Regions from separate parts of the Homo sapiens genome. Here region 1 is linked to region 2. A link is a loop called in an ENCODE intact Hi-C map of the cell type or tissue named here. Cell type or tissue: heart right ventricle. All regions are shown on one strand. Links, peaks and the distances in the headings refer to the core of each region. The heading gives the core; the rest is flanking DNA. Region 1 overlaps RANGAP1 (Ran GTPase activating protein 1). Region 2 holds the start of EP300-AS1 (EP300 antisense RNA 1).

Region 1 (5,368 bases), core at 182-5,181, 63 kb after region 2:
CTGAGGGAGGCCTACTGCCTGGGATAGGATCCCCACCAGAGAAAAGACTAGGGATCAAAGAGGCGAAGTGACTTGCCCAGGGTCACAGAGCTCTAGATCCAGCAGGTCGATTTCTTGTTCTCAGTCTGGTGTCCTCAGCACAGTGGGGACCCTGGCTGTGGTGGGCAGGCACTCATGCCCCTTCTCTGGATGACATAGCTCCATGTGACCTTTCTTTCTTAGGGGCCCTCCTAGCCCACCCACCTACACAACATAACCCCTTCGACATGGCGTCCTTCTCTAGGGATGAGGAGGGTGTTCCCTGGCCCATGCAGCCCTATCACAGCCTGGCCTTTTGATACCCATTCTCTCTGCCTCCTTATTTTCTTTTTCTTTTTTCTTTTTTTTTCCTTTTTTGAGACGGAGTCTCGTTCCGTCGCCCAGGCTGGAGTGTGATGGCATGATCTTGGCTCATCGCAACCTCTGCCTCCCAGGTTCAAGTGATTCTCCTGCCTCAGCCTCCTGAGTAGCTGAGATTACAGGCGTGCGCCACCACACCCGACTAATTTTGTATTTTTAGTAGAGATGGAGGTTTCACCATGTTGGCCAGGCTGGTCTTGAACTCCTGACCTCAGGCGATCCAGCTTCCTCGGCCTCTCAAAGTGCTGGGATTACAGACGTGAGATACCACACCCAGCCATTCAGCATTTTCTTGACAGGCTAACTCATATGAGTTCTAGGGCTCTTGTTTTGGTCACCTCCTCTCCCAGGAAGGCTTCCTGGATTCCCCCAGCCACGATCCAGTGTGCGTTCCTCTGTGCTCCCGGAGCACCTGGTCCCTCCTCTATCACGGTGGTCCTCATCCTGCCTACATTCAAAGCCTATATTCCGTCTGCATCCCATCGGCCCCTGAGCTTTGGAGGAGAGGGCCATGTCCCAGTCTCCACTGTGACCCAGGACTGAGGGTTGGCCTGGCTTAACTGTGCCAAGGAATCTTCTGCTGTCTTCAGGTGCTCAGTGCAGCACAGGGCAATGGGGGGAGCGGGTGGTCCACAAATAAATACAGGAAGGCCAACCTGGGCACACTCCAGGTCAGGCCTTCTTAGTATTTTCTGTGCCATGAACCCTTCAGGCAGTCTGGTGAAGCCCCTGGGTCCCCTCCTCAAAAAATGTTTTTTTAAAATTTTAAGATAAATTACACAGAATTACAAAGGAAATCAACTCAGTTGGAACAGTTATCAAAACATTTAGGAAAAAACTCCAAACGCATGCTGTAGTGATATACAAACTTCTTGTTAATGCACCAAATAACAAGATCTAGGGGTGGGTCCACTATTACTGTAATTTTGATGTAGTGAGAAATATTTCTATATATCAGCAGTAACTATAACTTCATATGAAATACCTGTGATTTCCACTGGGGATAAAGTCACAAGATTTTCTTTTTATTTTTTTAAAAATTTTAAGCTGGGCGCAGTGGCTTATGCCTATAATCCCAGCACTTTAGGAGGCCAAGGCGAGTGGATTACCTGAGGTCAGGAGTTTGAGACCAGCCTGGCTAACATGGTGAAACCCCATCTCTACTAAAATACAAAAATTAACTGGGTGGGCATGGTGGTGCACACCTGTAGTCCCAGCTAATCGGGAGGCTGAGGTGGGAGGATCACTTGAGCCTGGGAAGCTTCAACTGCAGTGGGCTGAGATTGCACCGTTGTACTCCAGCCTGGGCAACAGAGCGAGACCCTGCCTCAATAAAATTTTTTTTTTTTTTGGGTTCAGGGACTACATGTGCTTGTTTGTTATGTGGGTAGTCACAGGCCTTTCTAATGCTGTGAGGTTTATTGTCTACATTTATAATCAAAGGTCACACTACATATTTTAGCTACATTAGTAATAAATAATAATGTTATTTTTTCCTCATCCATGTTCACAGACCCCTGAATTCTATCCACATACTGGGGGGGATTAAGAACCCCCATTCTAAGCCCACCAGAGGACACCTATGAAGGCTCAACACAACCACAGCGCACCCCCTCCTCCCAGTGCACTGAGGACAGCAGGCTGACGGCAGGGAGGGATCCAAGGATGGCAGTGAGGCCCCCACCAGCTCCAGAGGAGGCAGCAGGAGCTCCCCTGCAGCCAGGGGTGCAGGGAGACACAAGGCAGATCTCTGCGATGTTCACTTGGCACTGAAGCAGGCAAAGGGTATCTACAGACAGCCTCGATGGGCAGCCAGGACATTCCGGCCCGTATGAGCAATGCTCCTAGGATACTGTTTGCTGAAGAAAACATTTAAATTAAGAGAAGAGGGGCCGGACGTGGTGGCTCACGCCTGTAATCCCAGCACTTTGGGAGGCCCAGGCGGGCAGATCACTTGAGGTCAGGAGTTCGAGACCACCTGGCCAACATGGTAAAACCCCGTCTCTAATAAAAATACAAAAATTAGCCGGGTGTGGTGGCGGGTGCCCGTAATTCCAGCTACTCGGGAGGCTGAGGCAGAACTGCTTGAACCTGGGAGGCGGAGACTGCAGTGAGCCAAGATCACGCACTGCACTCCAGCATGGGTGACAGAATGAGACTCTGCCTCAAAAAAAACAGGAAAGAGAGGAGGGAGACAGACCCCAAAGTTTTCAGTCCTGTTAGGGGCAAGTGTAGCCTTCTGCTGGCACTCACGATCGGGGACTCAGCAATGTCCTGCGGGGATGGGGAGAGGAGAGTGGAAGAGGAGTGGGGATAAGGTCACCTGAGAGCACGTCATTTGGCACCTGAGCCCTGCGGCTGCCCCTGCCTATCTCCCTGTCTTGGAGGTCTGGTATGTTCCTTCTCTGTGCCCCACACCAGTGGCTGGGCCAGGCTACTGTCAGCACTCGCACCATCTCACTTCACCACTTCTGAGCCTGGCAGATGACACTCCTTGGTCAGAGTGGCCTGCCTGGCCTGAAGCCCCATAGGGGCTGGCTCACCAGTGGGAGCCAGTCACACACCTTTCCGGAAAGTCACACACCTTTCCAGAAATGCACGACAGGAATTCTGGCTCATTTTCGGATGGGTTAACAGGCTTGGAGAGGGCACGTGACGCCCCAGGTCTCTTGGTTGAGTGCCAGCCCTGGGATTAGCATCCAGAACTGTCAGCCTACTATGCCGAGTGCACCTCAAGGCTGCAGGGGCAGGATGGACAGAAACCACTCACCCTAAAAGCTTCTGCCAAGGCAGTGGCGCCATCATTCTCCAGACGGTTTCTGCCAGCCACAAAGACCTTCAGGGCCAGAGGCTTGCCTTGGGCACTGGATTTCCGGTGACATTCGGTCAGAGCTGCAGCCAGGATCTGTGGGGAAAGGCAAGGGGCCCTGGTCATGGGCAGGAGCCCCTTCTCCCAGCGGGGTGGCCACTGCTGCTGAACTGCTCTTCAACATCCCACGCCACCCATCGGTGCAGGTCAGGGGACGCAGGACTGCTAACAGCTCAACAGTCACACCTTAAATATGTCCAGCACTTCAGTTACACAAGGTTTTTATCTCTAATGCTGTGTCACACCAGCCTGAGAGGTTTAGCTTCACTTTCGAGACGGGGAGACCAAGCCCTACTCAGGAAAGGGAGAGACCACATGGAGTGGATGAACTTTTAGCCAGGTCCAGGGGAAGGACTTCCTAGTCAGCTCACTTCACTGTCTAAGGCCCTCTGCTAGGTGGGAAAATCATGGCTCCCATTTTCCAGCTGAAGAAACTCAGGGTAAGAGGAACGGAAACTTTCTTATGGTCAATAAACAAGTGGTGGACTCTGGACCAAAGCCCAAATCTTCCAGCTTCTCTTCCACGTTCCACAATGTCCAAGGGAGCCAGCTGCCAAGTCCACGGTCCAGACGAACCTGTCTGACACCTGCCTGTGCCTAAAAGCTGGCCAGGCACAGCAGGAGCTTGCCTGCTGGTGGTAAAAACCTAACACCCAGCTTGCCCTGTCCCTGGTGTGGTGCCAGGAAGTAGCTTCTACCCTGGTTACACCATTAGGAAAAGCACTGAAAAACGGAGACTGACCGATGGGAATCAGAGCCCATGGTAAATGCGACATAAAAGAATCACGAGCGAGTGCACCGAGAGAAGTGATATTTGCAGAACACCTGATGTTTGCAGAGCACCTGCTAGGGCCTGGGCATCCTTGGCATATTTTCTTGTTTCAACCTCAACACCAGCCTGGGAGGCAGGCAGGATTGGCCGTACTTTACAGATGAGGAAGCTGAGGCTCTGAGAGATGAGTGAATTGGCCAAGGTCACCCGGTAAGTATTTAGCAAAGCCGCACATGGCGGGTGGGTTGGCCTAACTCCTGGCATGAGACTGCACACAGCCATCCTTGAGGAACAGAAGAGCCAGCACCTGCCTGACTCCACGGTGGTGATGGTGGATCACGCACACACGATCACGCACACACTCAGGGTAGAGACATCAAACTTCTGCCAAAGACCAGCCTCTGAGGAAGCTACTCAGCAGCAGCAGCCGACTGCTAGGTCACCCCCATTCTCCCAGATTCCCTGGAGGCCACGTGGTGATGGCCTTAGCTCCTGCAGGAGTCCAACTTGGGTATGGAGAGTTCTCAAGCACAGGGCCATGCCTCTTGCCCCACCAACTCCTCTGGGCCCTTCTATTCTCATGGTGCATGGCACAGAAACCACACTAAACACACTGCCCAGAAGAAAAAGATTCCAAAGGACCTGCAGGCCTTGGTTAGACACCCAGACCATGGCGTCTGAGCTCCCAAGAGGCATAGGTCAGCAAGGCCGAGACCCAGAGACCTAATCAAATCAGTGGTCAGGGAGGCACAGAGAACCATCAATCAAACTCCAGGGTAGGCCTGTCTGCCCAGGAGGCCCTCTGGTCCTGGGTCCAAAACTCATTCCCCAACTCACCCCATTACAAGTATAGGACAGGCCAGACAACTCCTGGCCAGTAGGAAAGCTCCCTGAGCCTCAGTTTCCAGGCACTGCTGGGCAGGAGAAGGGAAGTAATGGAAGGAAAACCGAAGCATTTTGCTAGAATAGAGTCTCTGGCTCTCCCAGCGTATGCCACTCACTCTAGGTTGGGCCACGCCTGCTTTCTGTGCTGACGCAAACGTTTTTATATGTTTCTGTTTGTTTGTTTGTTTGTTTGTTTTTTTGAGACGGAGTTTTGCTCTTGTTGCCCAGGCTGGAGTGCAGTGGCGCCATCTCGGCTCACTGCAACCTCCACCTCCCGGGTTCGAGCAATTCTCCTGCCTCAGCCTCCCGAATAGCTGGGACTACAGGCACCTGCCACCACACCCAGCTAATTTTTGTATTTTTAGTAGAGATGGGGTTTCACCATGTTGGCCAGGCTGGTCTCGAACGCCTGACCTCAGGTGATCTGCCCGACTCGGCCTCCC
Region 2 (5,368 bases), core at 163-5,162:
GCAAAAGGGTAACAGCCGGCTTCTCTTCCCTTTCACAGTCCTATGGGGATTTTAAAAAAATAGCATCTCTTGGTATACTGTCAGTGTTTGTGGTGATGGACTACCACCTGTGTAGACCTCTCAGCATGTATTAATAAATACATTCCTCAAAAACGGACATTTGGGAGCCGGGCATGGTGGCTCACGCCTGTAATCCCAGCACTTTAGGAGGCCGAGGTGAGCAGATCACCTGAGGTCAGGAGTTCAAGACCAGCCTGGCCAACATGGTGAAACCTTGTCTCTACTAAAATACAAAAAATTAGTCTGGTGTGGTGGCGGGCGCCTGTAACTCCAGCTACGCAGGAGGCTGAGACAGGAGAATCACTTGAACCTGGGAGGCACAGTTTGCAGTGAGCTGAGATTGTGCCACCACACTTCAGCCTGGCTGACAGAGTGAATGAGACTCCGTATCTCACACACACACACACACACACACACACACACACACACACACACACATGCATTTGATAAGCACTTGCCAATTAACCTTATACATCCAGAAATAACATCACCAAATTAACTACCATTATTCTAAACATAAACAATTTTGGGTCTTTTAACTGATACTTCAAAATCCCTACTTACTTTTCTCATATTCCTTCCAATAATTTGTTAGGAGGTGGACCTGTCAATAGGAAGGACAAAAAATTATTATCACCAATACTCTCAAAGTAATCGTCACTTTGGGTAGAAACCCCAGTACACTCGGGGAATTTTCAGAATTCAATCAAGCCCATCCAACTGTCTCCAAGTTTTGACACTGCCTAAAGGACTCCTCACAGTTGGTTTAGCCCAACCCAGTAAGAAACATTTAACAAATAATTAAAAGTGCTGTGCCAGGGTGGTTGTGTTGCCGAGATACGGTTGTTGGTAGCTGGGGAGTGGCAGGCAGATCCAGCCAAGAATTGTGCCCTAAGCCAGGAGCTCTGATGATGAAATCACAGGATGTTTGAGTTTGGGGCTTGATGGTCATCCCAGGTGGTTTCCTATCGTGGAAAACATTTGATGTATAAGAGTAAGGCTCAGCCAGGCGCGGTGGCTCATGCCTGTAATCCCAGCACTTTGAGAGGCCGTGGAAGGCGGATCACCTGAGGTTGGGAGTTCAAGGCCAGCCTGACCAACACGGAGAAACCCCGTCTCTACTAAAAAAAAAAAAAAAAAAAAAAAGGCCGGGCGTGGTGGCTCATGCCTGTAATCCCAGCTACTTGAGAGGCTGAGGCACGAGAATCGTTTGAACTCGGGAGGCGGAGGTTGCAGTGAGCTGAGATTGCACCATTGCACTCCAGCCTGGGCAACAAGAGCATAACTCTGTCTCAAAAAAAAAAAAAAAGAGTAAGGCTCCACTGGGTGCGGTGGCTAACACCTGTAATCCCAACACTTTGGGAGGCCGAGGTGGGGAGATCACTTGAGGTCAGGAGTTCAAGACCAGCCTGGCCAACATGGTGAAACCCCCGTCTCTATTAAAAACACAAAAAGCAGCTGGGTGTGGTGGCTGGCGCCTGTAGTCCCAGCTACTTGGGAGGCTGAGGCAAGGAGAATTGCTTGAACCTGGGAGGCAGAGGTTTCACTGAGCCGAGATGGCGCCATTGCACTCCGGCCCTGGGCGACAGAGTGAGACTCCGTCTCAAAAAAAAAAAAAAAAAAAAAGAGTAAGGCTCTATTGCTACTCCCTGATTTAATAAACGTCTCTGGGACAAAATTTCTTCATCTGTAAAAAAGGTAAATAAAAAAAACGCTTACTTGGCAAGTTCATTGTGACGAATTATCTACGACACCGGAATGGAAAGTGCTTTACAGATTGCAAAGCACTCCTTACACATGAGTAATTAGTGTTCACAGGTCCAGCCACTTTTGGGGAGGAGGAAAGTGTGGTCTTTTAGAGACCAAACGTCTTTCTAAAGTCCTGACAGCCAACGAAGGGCTCGGTGATCTCTGCGCTTCAAACTCTGCCCAATTCTCAAAGCCTGGTTTAAGTACACTTTTCCCTCAGCCTAAGGGAGTGGCCCAAGGGCAAACCGTCCCGGGTTCGTGTCCCACCTCTGCCTCAAAGATTACACCCTCTTAGGACAGGTGCGTGTCCCTGGTGGCCTGGGCTGCCAGCTCGGGAAGGAGGAGGTGGCAACCGCACCCGGGCGGCCGAGTGCTTAATAATGGCAGTTGCCCTGCCAGCCCGGTCACCTGTCACTCCCTCCTCCGACTTCTCCCGCACCGCGGCCGCAATCCAGCCCGGACACTCTGAGGGCTCTCTCTGAGCTGGGCACGGTCCTCGCTGCTCGGCCGAGTGCAGCCCCCTCACCTCAGTGCGACTGAGACAAAGCAAGGGTCCCACCGGCCCCTGTCCCCTCCCTAAGGCGCGCCCTCAGGGCGGGAGACCCACCTCAGCCAGCCCCCCAGCTCAGTGGTCCAGAGGCTCGGGTCCCGCGCTGACGCCCAGCGCCTCCCTCCTCCACAGCCGTCACTGACCGCTCGCTCGCCTCTAGCCTGGACCCCGCTGTCCAGCAGTCCCGGCTGGCCCGCGCCGCGCTCCTCCCGCTCTGGCAGTCCTGGCACTGGTAGGACGCCCGCAGCCTTCCACCCTAGAGGGCGCCGGGCGGGCACGCGCTGGGGGCGACGGGGGTGGGGCGGGGGAGGCGGGGCGACGCAGCGCGGGGCGGCCGGCGGTTGGTGCTCGCAGCCCGCGCGCCCGCCTTCCCGGCCACGTGACCTTTGGGCCCCGCCCAGATCGGGAGTTCCGCGCGGACTCTTGGTGCGACCCCGTCCCACTGAGCGCTCGGGTCGGGACCTTCCCGGTGTCCCTGTGGGGCAGAGTCCCGTTGTGCAGAAGAGGCGAGCTGAGGCACGGTGGCAGGCGGGGCGTCCAAGCAGTTAGCGCCGCGCCTGGCCGCTCGTCCGCGCGGGAAAGCGTTGTCTCCCTTCCTTCGGATGGAATTGGAACGGCAGCTCTCGTAGCGCCCGAACTGTGCGGTCCTTGATTTCACTGCTGTACCCACAGTGCGCAGAGCACAGGGGCACGCGGTACATTATTTGAATGAATAACTTTCTTATCCTGGCCTTTCTCTAACTCTCTCACTTCTACTTGGGTCACCCGCCCCCTCCCCAGGAGTCTTATAAAACAACCAGGGGAAGAGGAAACAGAAGTGGCTCATATGGGTAAAAGCCCTCGTCCTGCAAATCAGTGACACAAGGGAGTTAGTCCATCCAATGTACAGTTTTAAAAAGATTGCTACGTAGAAAAATAATAGGATAGGGTAAGAGGAGAACCCAGCTAGGAGCTTCAGTGGGATCCAGGGTGTTGATATGATGGTGGTCTGGATTTAAGTGATGGCAGTAGGGATAAAAAGAAGTAAAAATTCCAGCCTGGGCAACATAATGAGACCCTGTCTCTACAAAAAAAAAAAAAAAAAGTTTTTTTTTTTTTTTTAATTATCCGTGTGATTGTCACTCCTGTAGTCCCAGCTACTGGGGCGGGGTTTGGGGGTTGGCTGACGTGTGAGGCTCCACCAGGAGGTGGAGGCTGCAGTGAGTCGTGATCGTGCCACTGCACTCTAGCCTGGGCGACAGAGGGAGACCCAGTCTCAAAAAAATAAATAGAAGTAAAAAATATTTGAGGTAGCTTTTGGAGAATAAACGGGATTTGCTGATGGATTGAACAATAAGGGATGGAGAGGGAGAAATCAAGAGGAAATCACTGAATGGTTGGTAGTGCTATGTATTAAAATGCAAAAACTGCCGGGCGCGGTGGCTCACGCCTGTAATCCCAGCACTTTGGGAGGTCGAGGCAGGTGGATCACTAGGTCAGGAGTTCAAGACCAGCCTGGCCAACATGGTGAAACCCTGTCTCTAATAAAAATGCAGCAATTAGCCTGGCATGGTGGTGCACGTCTGTAGTCCCAGCTACTCGGGAGGCTGAGGGAGGAGAATCGCTTGAACTTGGGAAGCAGAGGTTTCAGTGAGCCAAGATCATGCCACTGCACTCTAGCTTGGGCGACAGTCAGTTTCAAAAATAAATAAATAAAATAAATAATAAGTGTGCAGTACTGGGCACAGTATATGGTAGTTATGATCATCCTATTAGACACTGGGATGGTAGCAACCGGTTGAGAAAAATAACCTTTATTAGTTGCTTAATCTTTTATTAATACTTTAGGGGCACAGCCATACATTTCACAGAGAATCTGCTAGTGACAAATCATCTTATTCATCAAATATTTATCTATTTATTTATTTGAGACGGAGTTTCGCTCTTTCTTGCCCAGGCTGGAGTGCAGTGGCGCAATCTCAGCTCACTGCGACCTGTGCCTCCTGGGTTCAAGCGATTCTCCTGTCTCAGCCTCCCAAGTAGCTGGAATTATAGGTGCCTGCTGCCACGCCCAGCTAATTTTTGTATTTTTAGTAGAGACGGCGTTTCACCATGTTAGCCAGGCAAGTCTCGAACTCCTGACCTCAGGTGATCTGCCCGCCTCGGCCTCCCAAAGTGCTGGGATTACAGGTGTGAGCCACTGCGCCTGGCCTCATCAAATATTTATTTAGTGCCTACCGTGCACCAGGCCCGGTGCTGGACTCTGGGAAAACACAGGTGAATTTCTGTCCTCACAGAGCTTCCTACCTCCTGCAGGGAGACAGTGAAGACTTATCAAACATCTAATTCCAACTGAGGAGGAATTTAGCAGGTGTTGTGATGGAGCCTAGGCAAGGGGGGAAAGGCCTGCTAGGTAGGGAACATACCTTTACTTGCAGGATAAGAAGGAGCTATTTCTGGGAAGGGAATTGTGGGGGAAGAGCATTTCAGGCAGAGACCCAGAATATAGAGACTGAGGTGGAGAAAAGTTCCAGTTAGCAGGAGAGCACAATGGAAAACCTTTGAAGGTTTTAAGCAGGCGAGTAAATTGATTTGATGTCTGTATTACATTTAGTGTCTGTGCGAAGAATGAACTGGAGGTGGATCAAGAGAAGAAGCAAGGGGGCCAGGTGCAGTGACTTGTGCCTGTAATCCCAGCACTTTGGGAGGACAAGGTGGGTGGATTGCTTGAGTCCAGGAGTTCAAGACCAGCTTGGGCAACATGGAGAAACCCCCTCTCTACAAAAAATACAAAAAATAGCCATGCCTGGAGGCGCACACCTGTGGTCCCCACTACTCAGGAGGCTGAGATGGGAGGATTACTTGACCCTGGGAGGTTGGGGCTGCAGTGAGCTGTGATTGTACCACTGCACTCCAGCCTGGGTGGTGACAGAGCAAGACCCTACCTCAAAAAAAAAAAAAAAAAAGGAAAAGAAAAAAAGATGTTTCTTGTGGCTGGATGTGGTGGACACACCTGTAATCCCAGCACTT

Evidence for each region. A loop is a pair of places that touch in the nucleus more often than their neighbours do. Peaks named below come from ENCODE experiments on the same cell type or tissue, not always from the same donor. Only the 100,000 strongest peaks of a DNase experiment are listed, where the experiment ranks them.
Region 1: it touches region 2 in a loop (6-fold over the local background); 3 of 110 quality-filtered maps call a loop at or near these places.

Annotation. Positions count from the first base shown.
Region 1 is chr22:41,258,277-41,263,644 of GRCh38, forward strand. It overlaps RANGAP1 (Ran GTPase activating protein 1), which reads right to left. Exons shown (of 16, transcript NM_002883.4): 6 at 3,170-3,304. Among named protein-coding and RNA genes, the nearest start is that of MIR6889, 7.9 kb to the left of the region's middle. RefSeq lists an enhancer at 1-275. In heart right ventricle, for the core only: no CTCF peak of the experiment used is centred there; DNase peaks (open chromatin) are centred at 2,167 and 2,815; H3K27ac peaks cover 2,616 bases.
Region 2 is chr22:41,194,858-41,200,225 of GRCh38, forward strand. It overlaps EP300-AS1 (EP300 antisense RNA 1), which reads right to left and starts at 2,644. Exons shown (of 3, transcript NR_110514.1): 1 at 2,417-2,644; 2 at 625-664. RefSeq lists enhancers at 2,304-2,803, 2,958-3,087, 3,098-3,167 and a silencer at 2,498-2,767. In heart right ventricle, for the core only: a CTCF peak has its summit at 2,774; DNase peaks (open chromatin) are centred at 2,079 and 2,744; H3K4me3 peaks cover 1,991 bases.